Linked DNA regions of Homo sapiens: all the other regions are linked to region 1. A link is a contact called in ENCODE Hi-C or POLR2A ChIA-PET data. All regions are on one chromosome and are shown on one strand. The core of a region is the stretch at or near the end of the contact, and the rest is flanking DNA. Distances in the headings are between cores, read along the strand shown. Region 1 overlaps LAMA5 (laminin subunit alpha 5). Region 2 holds the start of LIME1 (Lck interacting transmembrane adaptor 1). Region 3 overlaps STMN3 (stathmin 3).

The links. Hi-C counts contacts between places; a loop is a spot of excess contacts on that map. ChIA-PET counts read pairs that join two places held with the same protein, here RNA polymerase II (POLR2A). Pooled maps may share reads with other maps.
Region 2: a loop to region 1 is called in a map with no recorded cell type, with 8 times the contacts of the local background. The contact joins the promoter of LIME1 here to the enhancer-like site in region 1. A Hi-C loop is called at or near these places in 2 of 37 single-sample maps with no recorded cell type and 2 of 50 pooled maps.
Region 3: a loop to region 1 is called in a pooled map, with 3 times the contacts of the local background. The contact joins two enhancer-like sites. A Hi-C loop is called at or near these places in 2 of 50 pooled maps. POLR2A ChIA-PET finds 5 or more read pairs at or near these places in 2 of 52 experiments (GM12878 and activated T-cell).

Annotation. Positions count from the first base shown.
Region 1 is chr20:62,334,993-62,338,005 of GRCh38, reverse strand. It overlaps LAMA5 (laminin subunit alpha 5), which reads left to right. Exons shown (of 80, transcript NM_005560.6): 15 at 68-202; 16 at 279-416; 17 at 1,220-1,272; 18 at 1,561-1,666; 19 at 2,737-2,789; 20 at 2,880-2,985. Among named protein-coding and RNA genes, the nearest start is that of MIR4758, 3.9 kb to the right of the region's middle. Within about 2 kb of position 1,470, at least 2 of the 41 ENCODE cell types and tissues checked have a DNase peak (open chromatin) inside an H3K27ac peak, as active enhancers do.
Region 2 is chr20:63,735,357-63,738,369 of GRCh38, reverse strand. LIME1 (Lck interacting transmembrane adaptor 1) reads right to left here and starts at 1,706. Exons shown (of 6, transcript NM_017806.4): 1 at 1,658-1,706; 2 at 723-837; 3 at 468-549; 4 at 310-397; 5 at 1-187. The coding sequence starts at 820. ZGPAT (zinc finger CCCH-type and G-patch domain containing) reads right to left here. Exons shown (of 7, transcript NM_181485.3): 6 at 2,806-3,013; 7 at 2,228-2,589. The coding sequence ends at 2,451. RefSeq lists silencers at 91-150, 231-380, 451-670 and enhancers at 1-405, 605-1,521, 2,101-2,280.
Region 3 is chr20:63,638,126-63,640,625 of GRCh38, reverse strand. It overlaps STMN3 (stathmin 3), which reads left to right. Exons shown (of 5, transcript NM_015894.4): 5 at 1-914. Among named protein-coding and RNA genes, the nearest start is that of MHENCR, 12 kb to the right of the region's middle. RefSeq lists a silencer at 1,096-1,185 and an enhancer at 1,229-1,989. Within about 2 kb of position 1,250, at least 17 of the 41 ENCODE cell types and tissues checked have a DNase peak (open chromatin) inside an H3K27ac peak, as active enhancers do.

The DNA.
Region 1 (3,013 bases), core at 221-2,720:
GGTCAGGGCAGGAAGGGGTTCTGCCACCCACATGGCGCCAGGGCCTGACCCCATTGTCCCTCTGCAGCATGCACCTGCGACCCTCGGGGAGCCCTGGACCAGCTCTGTGGGGCGGGAGGTTTGTGCCGCTGCCGCCCCGGCTACACAGGCACTGCCTGCCAGGAATGCAGCCCCGGCTTTCACGGCTTCCCCAGCTGTGTCCGTGAGTGCCTAGGGAGGAAGTGGTGGGGAGGCAGGTGCAGTCTCCACTGCGTGCCCACAGCTATCCTTGTCTGCAGCCTGCCACTGCTCTGCTGAAGGCTCCCTGCACGCAGCCTGTGACCCCCGGAGTGGGCAGTGCAGCTGCCGGCCCCGTGTGACGGGGCTGCGGTGTGACACATGTGTGCCCGGTGCCTACAACTTCCCCTACTGCGAAGGTGAGCAGGCAGGTGGCTGTGTGCACCAGGTGCCGGGCCTGTGTGTGGGTCTGTGCTGTTCACACGCTGCCTGCCTTCCTGTGAGGCTGTTCACGTGCATCTTGCTGTGTGTACTGCGACTGCGTCCCCACGCTCTGTGTTCGCACCTTGTTCACATGCCGTGCAGGGGTGTCCGCGTACTGCCCGTGTCTGCGTGCTGTGCATCCGCGCCTGTCGTGTCTCGTATGGGTGCATGTGTTGCGTTCTGTGTGTGTACGGGTGTCATGTGTTGCTTGTGTGGGTGTGTGTGTCACCTAAGTGTGGGTGCCTGTGTCACGTAAGTGGGTTTGTGTGTCACGTGGGTGCATGTGTTGCGTGTCGCATGTGGGCGCGTGTCGCATAAGTGGGTGCGCGTATCGCATAAGTGGGTGCGCGTATCGCGTGTCTCAAGTGTGGGTGTGCGTGTTCATGTCCTTTCACGGGCGTGTGGGTGTGTTAGTGCACGTGTAGTGGGTGCATCTTCACGTGCGTTTGTGTGCTTGTTCAGACGTGTGTCACACACTGCGTGTGGAATGTACACGGGTACCCCACGCGGTGCACGTTTGCGTGCATGTCCATGAGCAGGTGCTGTGTGGTGGGATGGCACGTCCGTTGCTGCGGAGGGAGCAGGGAGGTGCGTGTTTTCAGGCCGTCCATGTGGATGAGAGGCACCTGTGCTGGTCCTCAGCTCCTGTGGGACCGTGGGTTCTGGCTGGGCCTGGGACACCCTTGGCCTTCCGGGTTGGTCACTGGGAAATGACCGAGGCATGGTCCTCTCTTCACAGCTGGCTCTTGCCACCCTGCCGGTCTGGCCCCAGTGGATCCTGCCCTTCCTGAGGTGAGCCCAAGTCTGCTCGTGTGTGGGAGATGGGTGAGGACCCAGGCCAAGCTAAAAGTCCCGAGTCCGGTGAGACCAGGGCTTCCTGCCTGCTGCTCAGTTGCCATGGCAACCCCAGGGCCTGTCTGCTCCTTAGGCTGGTCCTCTGCCCCCACTGCAGGTGACTCCTGTGAGTCACAGGTGAGGGCCCTCAGCCCTCACCACCCCTTGTCAGGGCTCTATGGCTCTATGGTTTGTGGGTGGGAGAGCAGGGCGCCCGCTCTGACCTGCAGTCTTGTCCTCTCCCAGGCACAGGTTCCCTGTATGTGCCGGGCTCACGTGGAGGGGCCGAGCTGTGACCGCTGCAAACCTGGGTTCTGGGGACTGAGCCCCAGCAACCCCGAGGGCTGTACCCGTGAGTGTGCCCTGGAGTATTGGGGTACAGGGGTTCCTTGGGGAACTGTGCCCACAAGTATATCCTGGAGGGAGTGTTGGGGTGCAGGGTTCCTGGAGGGGCTGGAGCCAGTGAGTGTGCCCTGGAGGGAGTGGTGGGATATGGGGTTCCTCGGGGATTGTACCCATGAGTGTGCCCTGAAGGGAATGTTGGGGTGCGGGGTTCCTCAGGGGGGCTGCGAGTGTGCCCTGAGGGAGTATTGGGGGTATGAGGGTTCCTTGGGGGGCTAGAGCCTGTGAGTGTGCCCTAAAGGGAGTATTGGGGTATAGGGGTTCCTCGGAGGGGCTGCACCTGTGAGTGTGCCCTGGAGGGAGTGTTGGGGTGTGGGGTTCCTCAGGGGATGGCACCCATGAGTGTGTCCTGGAGGGAGTGTTGGGGTGTGGGGTTCCTCGGGATTGCACCCATGAGTGTGTCCTGGAGGGAATGTTGGGGTGCAGGGGTTCCTGGGGGGGTACTGGAGTCCATGAGGGTGTCCTGGAGGGAATGTTGGGGTGCAGGGGGTTCCTGCGTGGGACTGGAGTCCATGAGTGTGCCCTGGAGAGAGTGTTGGGGTACGGGGTTTCCTCGGGGTGCTGGAGCCTGTGAGTGTGCTCTGGAGGGGGTGTTAGTGTGTGGGGGTTCCTCGGAGGGGCTGCACCCGTGAGTGTGCCCTGGAGGGAATGTTGGGGTGTGGAGTTCCTCAGGGGATTGTACCCATGAGGGTGTCCTGGAGGGAGTGTTGGGGTACAGGGGTTCCTGGGGGGGGGCTGGAGTCTGAGTGTGCTCTAGAGGGAGTATTGGGGTATGGGATTTCCTTGGGGGGCTGGAGCCTATAGTGTGCTCTGGAGGGAGTGTTGGGGTATAGGGGTTCCTTGGGGAACTGTACCTGCAAGTGTATCCTAGAGGGAGTGTCAGGGTGCAGGGGCTCCTGGGGGTGCTGGAGCCTGTGAGTGTGCCCTGGAGGGGGTGTTAGGGTGTGGGGGTTCCTCGGGGGGCTGGAGCCAGGCTCTCCTGCCCCACCAAGCATCTGAGTCCTGCCCTGCTCTCCCCAGGCTGCAGCTGCGACCTCAGGGGCACACTGGGTGGAGTTGCTGAGTGCCAGCCGGTGAGTCTGAGGACCAAGGTGTGGGGGATTTGGGGGCACACTGGTCAGGACCCTCCCCTGCCCCACTTCACCTCCTCCCTTGGCCCCCAGGGCACCGGCCAGTGCTTCTGCAAGCCCCACGTGTGCGGCCAGGCCTGCGCGTCCTGCAAGGATGGCTTCTTTGGACTGGATCAGGCTGACTATTTTGGCTGCCGCAGTGAGTGCCCACTCGCTCGTCCCAGACC
Region 2 (3,013 bases), core at 457-2,956, 1.4 Mb before region 1:
GCCGCCAGCCCCACGTTGGAATAGGTGGCCTCGAGGCCAGCGCACCCTGCGGTGGCTGCAGCTGCCGGCAGAGCCCGGGGCAGCTCCTGGTGTGGGAAGGCAGAGGGGGCTGCCTGCGGTCCGGTGATGTCCCTGGACACCTCCAGCCAGTGTGGGCGCAGGAGATCCATGCTGGCAGGCCGCAGGGCTGGGGGTGGGGTCAGGGCAGAGTTCACTCCGGGCAGGGGGCAGGAGCGGGTCTGGCCCAGGGGTTGGCACGCGCTGCACAGTAAGCCCCGCCCGGCCGCCCCCGCCCCGCCCTCTGCTCACCCCTGCTGCTGCGCGGGCCCCGGTGCAGCTCGTGCAGTCTGGTGTCCGACTTGCTGAGGGAGCAGAGGTGGGTCCGCCTCAGTAGGGACTGGGGGCGAGGAAGGCTGGTCGGTGCCCTGCGGACCCCACCCTGGTCCCCGGGACAGCCTGGCACTCACCGCTTCCGCCGCCGTCGCACTGCCCTGCAGCCTCGCCCGCTGCCTCCGCGCCCTCTTCCTGGGGGCTACAGCGTCCTCGGGCCTTGGGGGTAGAGGTGGGGGGCGGGGGGCGGGGTCGTCAGCCTCGGGTCCAAGGCCCGGTGCAGGCGCGCGTGCCGAGCTGGGTGCGCGGACCTGCCTCCAGCCCCTTCCCGCGCTGGGCTGTGAATGGCAGCCGCAGCGAGGCCCCAGACAGAACGCGGCTGAGGGACCTACCTGCGGCAGGCTGTGCACAGCGCCCACAGCGAGAGGAGCAGGGCGCAGCACCCTAGAACCCAGAGGGCAGGAGGGGCCCAGGACACTGGCAGCCCCATCCTGTGAAGCCGAGGCCCTGGGGACAGAAGAAAGGGGCGCTGGGGGCTGGCCAAGGGGACCTGGCGCCACCTGGCAGCCCCAAATCTGCACCTCCCGCGGCTGCGGGGCTCCTGCGTCTCCCGTTCCAGCTCTGACTCAGCACAGGAAGCCCCAAGGCCTGGCAGTCCCTCCCTCCCAGAGGTGCCCACCTTCTGGCGGGGGCTCCCGGTGAGGTGAACTAGGGCTGCTCTGCCTGGCCCCTCCGTGTCCCTGCGGGTGACCACGGTAACACCCAGCACGGCCGTGAGGAGGGGCAAGACAGCTGTGGCCACCATAGCCCAGATAGTAACCAGCATCGGGGGAGCCCCTGGGTGTGCGCCACAGGCCACAGACTCCACCTGCAGCCACCCTCTGCCCAGACATGGTCTCCTGTGTCAGGTAGTGCCCCCAAGCCGCTCGCTGCGGAGCCCAGAACTGGGAAGAGCTGGAGGCTGGTCAGCAGGAGGGACCCTGCACCCGGAGGAGCTGGAGGCTGGGTCAGCAGGCAGCAGCAGCTGCTGGGGGTGCTGATGCCCCCACCCCACTTCTCTCTGGCTCTTCTTGTCTGCCAGTGTCTCTGCCAGAGAGGATCTGTCCCCTTCTTGGGGATCTTAGCAGAACTTCTCGGGGTGGGGGATGCCTTACAAACAGCACAGTCCAGCAGCAGAGACAGAAGCTGGGGGGTGAGGGGTGGTCTCTGGAGTTTGGGGCCAGTCTGCTCAGACCCAGGGAGTGGGCTTCAGCCTGGCTGACTGACCCAGCTGCAGCCACATCCCAAGGCCTCCCAGACCCCAGCTGCCCCCCAGGAGGGCACTTACCAAGCCCACGGCCAGGGGTCCTCAGCTCTGTCTGGGGCAGGCCAGGAAGGTCTTTGTGCAGCCCTCGGCTGAGCTCCCCACCTCATCACTTCCTGCTCCTGTCGCCAAGCGCCTCCCCTGAGCCTCCCACCCTGGGCAGCAGCCACCACCGCAGCCTCACCCACCTGCTGCGCCCCGCCCGAAGCCTAGATGAAACGTGTGCGCCTCTAGCCCGCACTGTTCTGACAGCCTAACTCACAACCCCTCCACACACGAAGACGTGAGCAGAGCTGGCACAGAACCCCCAAACCCACAGGGCCAGGTCCGCCTGCCTCACCAAGAGTGCCCCACGTGGTGGGCCACAGTCCTCTCCCGCCCGTCTCGCCCGCTGGAGCAGCACTGAGCTCCACCCATCTGTGGGTGTCAGGCAGCCTGGCGGGCACCCTGGCCTCCGATCTGCCTTGGTCAGAGAAGGGTAAGAAGGGAGAATGCCGGCCTCCTAGGCCCCTCCAGCCCAGCCCGTCTCTCACCACAGCCCTGCACAGACCCTTCTCTCCCCAGAGACCCTGCAGCCAGCTGATCTCCACTGAATGACACTGTGATGAAATCACTTTAATGTCCTTGCCAAGGAAATGCCCAAGACACTGGCAGGTGGGCAAGTAAGTGTCCAGATGGGACCCCGCAGCTCTGTCTCCACTCAGCAGTGTCTGCACGCCCCAGGCCAGCAGGCCGGCCCCTCCTCGGGCAACACTGGTCTTCCTGAGGGCAGCCCGTGCTGGGGTCCCACGCTTCGTCCATAGTGCTTGTGGGGTCTCTAGAACTCAGTCATCTTCTTGTGGGTGTCTGCCTTCCTCTGCTCCTGCTGCAGGCCGGCTTCCTGAGCCCGGAGCTGCCCCAGCTGGCGCTGGGCTCCTGCCAGCTTCTCCTGCAGCTGGGCTGACGCCACGCTATGCCTGCGGAGGGGCTCACTAGTCAGCGTGGGGTCCTGGGCCATGCCACCAACCCCAGTCTGCCGTACCCACTGCCTGTGTGCCCGCTGCCCGTCCTCCAACATGCAGACCCCTCCTGGACTCAGCCCGCTATGCTTGGGTCAGGTGACCTCCAGCATGTATCCCGGGGGCAGGGCCACCCTGGGTCGCCCTTTGCCCTGAGCTGGGCCCCACACGTACCGGCCAGCGTTGCGGGCGAGAGCCTCCTGGATGCTCCTGATGTCCCGCTGGGTTCGCTCGATCTTCTCCTCAGTCTGGAAGAGCCGCAGGCTCAGGGCCCGCTTGGCACTCTTGCTGGCATGGTACATGTCCTTGCTCCTCCTCCCCGCTGGGGCCGCCCCGGCTTCTAGGGCCCCAGGAGCCTGACCTTGCAGCTTTTCATTGAGGA
Region 3 (2,500 bases), core at 1-2,500, 1.3 Mb before region 1:
GCATGGACAGTCCCCCACTCAGAAGTGCAAGAGTTCCAAAGAGCCTCTGGCCCAGGCCCCTCCCCACCAGGGCTTTGCAGATGTCCTTGAAAGACCCACCCTAGAGCCCTTTGGAGTGCTGGCCCCTCCTGTGCCCTCTGCCCTGGTGGAAGCGGCAGCCACAAGTCCTCCTCAGGGAGCCCCAAGGGGGATTTTGTGGGACCGCTGCCCACAGATCCAGGTGTTGGAAGGGCAGCGGGTAAGGTTCCCAAGCCAGCCCCAACACCCTTCCCACTTGGCACCCAGAGGGGGCTGTGGGTGGAGGCCTGACTCCAGGCCTCTCCTGCCCACACCCTCTGGGCTGAGTTCCTTCTTTCCCTTGGACGCCCAGTGCTGGCCTTGGAGGACGGTCAGCTGGAGGATGGCGGTGGGGGAGGCTGTCTTTGTACCACTGCAGCATCCCCCACTTCTCCACGGAAGCCCCATCCCAAAGCTGCTGCCTGGCCCCTTGCTGTAAAGTGTGAAGGGGGCGGCTGAGTTCTCTTAGGACCCAGAGCCAGGGCCCTCAACTTCCATCCTGCGGGAGGCCTTGGCCGGGCACTGCCAGTGTCTTCCAGAGTCACACCCAGGGACCACGGGAGGATCCTGACCCCTGCAGGGCTCAGGGGTCAGCAGGGACCCACTGCCCCATCTCCCTCTCCCCACCAAGACAGCCCCAGAAGGAGCAGCCAGCTGGGATGGGAACCCAAGGCTGTCCACATCTGGCTTTTGTGGGACTCAGAAAGGGAAGCAGAACTGAGGGCTGGGATATTCCTCATGGTGGCAGCGCTCATAGCGAAAGCCTACTGTAATATGCACCCATCTCATCCACGTAGTAAAGTGAACTTAAAAATTCAATCAAATGAACAATTAAATAAACACCTGTGTGTTTAAGACATGGTTGAACTGTCTGTGTGTGTCCTGCACCTGTGGGGTCGGGGGCAGCTGCGGGCTCCCTGTCTGGGAGTGAAGATCTGCTCTGTGTGTATCTCCAGACTGAAGCTGGTTATAAATCTTATTTTATCATCATGATTATGAATTGTTCTATTGACAACAGTGATTTTAAGATATGAGCATGTAAACTACACACAAGCCCACTTTCCTCTCTGGAATCCAAGGGGTGAGGTGTCAGGGTGGGGGGTGGCAGGGCCCGCTGCTGTGGGTGGGGCTGGCGGGGGCTCCCCTGCCCTCCCTCAGGGCGGAGCCCTCCTCAGGGGCTTCCTGTTGTTCAGGACTCTGTGGCCCGCCGCTCAGGAGGAAAGGGCAGGGCCTACATATGTATGCATCTGAGGCTGGAGCCTCTAGGCTGTGGGACTTCCTGACATGGGGGCAGGTGCTACGAGACCCCTGGGGCTGCACCCCACTGTTCTGTGGACTCACCCCACTCACCCCATTCACCCCTGGGCAGCCGGTTGTTCACGGTCACAGGTCTGGACCCAGGATGGGGGACAGAGTAATAAAAAGTAAGAAGACGTTCTGGGCTGGGCGTGGTGGCTCAGGCCTGTAATCCCAGCACTTTGGGAGGCCGAGGGAGGTGGATCACCTGAGGTCAGGAGTTCAAGACCAGCCTGACCAACATGGTGAAACCCTGTCTCTACTAAAAATACAAAATTGGCCGGGCGCGGTGGCTCATGCCTGTAATCCCAGCTACTCGGGAGGCTGAGGCAGGAGAATGGCGTGAACCCAGGAGGCGGAGCTTTCAGTGAGCTGAGATCGCGCCTCTGCACTCCAGCCTGGGCGACAGAGCCTCGAGACTCCATCTCAAAAAAAAAAAAAAAAAATTAGCTGGGTGTGGTGGCTCACACCTGTAATCCCAGCTACGTGGCAGGCTGAGGCAGGAGAATCGCTTGAACCTGGGAGGCGGAGGTTGTAGGGAGCTGAGGTCGTGCCATTGCACTCCAGTGAAACTCTCTCAAAAATAAAAAATAAAAAATAAAAAATAAAGATATTCTGACTGATGGACATGCCTGTCCCACCAAACAGCCACTTGGGGTGCCCAGGGGCCCCCTGTTAGGAGGGAGATGTGTTTGTAGTGGATGTCTAGACTTTCTGTGCTGAGTCCATGTCTTAGAAGGGTGTCTGGTCCCCACAACCCCGAGAGACCCAGCTTCCTCCTCTCCCAGGGCAGCCCTGGTGGCATTCCTGGGCTTGAAGGAGCTCTTGCTATCACCTCTCCTCCAGTCCAGGGAGCGTGGGCAAGTCAGGACCTCGGACTCAGCTGGGGAAGACCTAGAGACAAAAGAAATCTGCAAGGGAGAAGATGGCAGGAGAGAGAAAAGAAAGACATTGAAAGAGTTTGCAGGCTGGGCGCAGTGGCTCACGCCTGTAATCCCAGCACTTTGGGAGGCCGAGGCGGGCGGATCACGAGGTCAGGAGATCGAGACCATCCTGGCTAACATGGTGAAACCCCATCTCTGCTAAAAACACAAAAAATTAGCTGGGCGTGGTGGTGTGTGCCTGTAGTCCCAGCTACTTGGGAGGC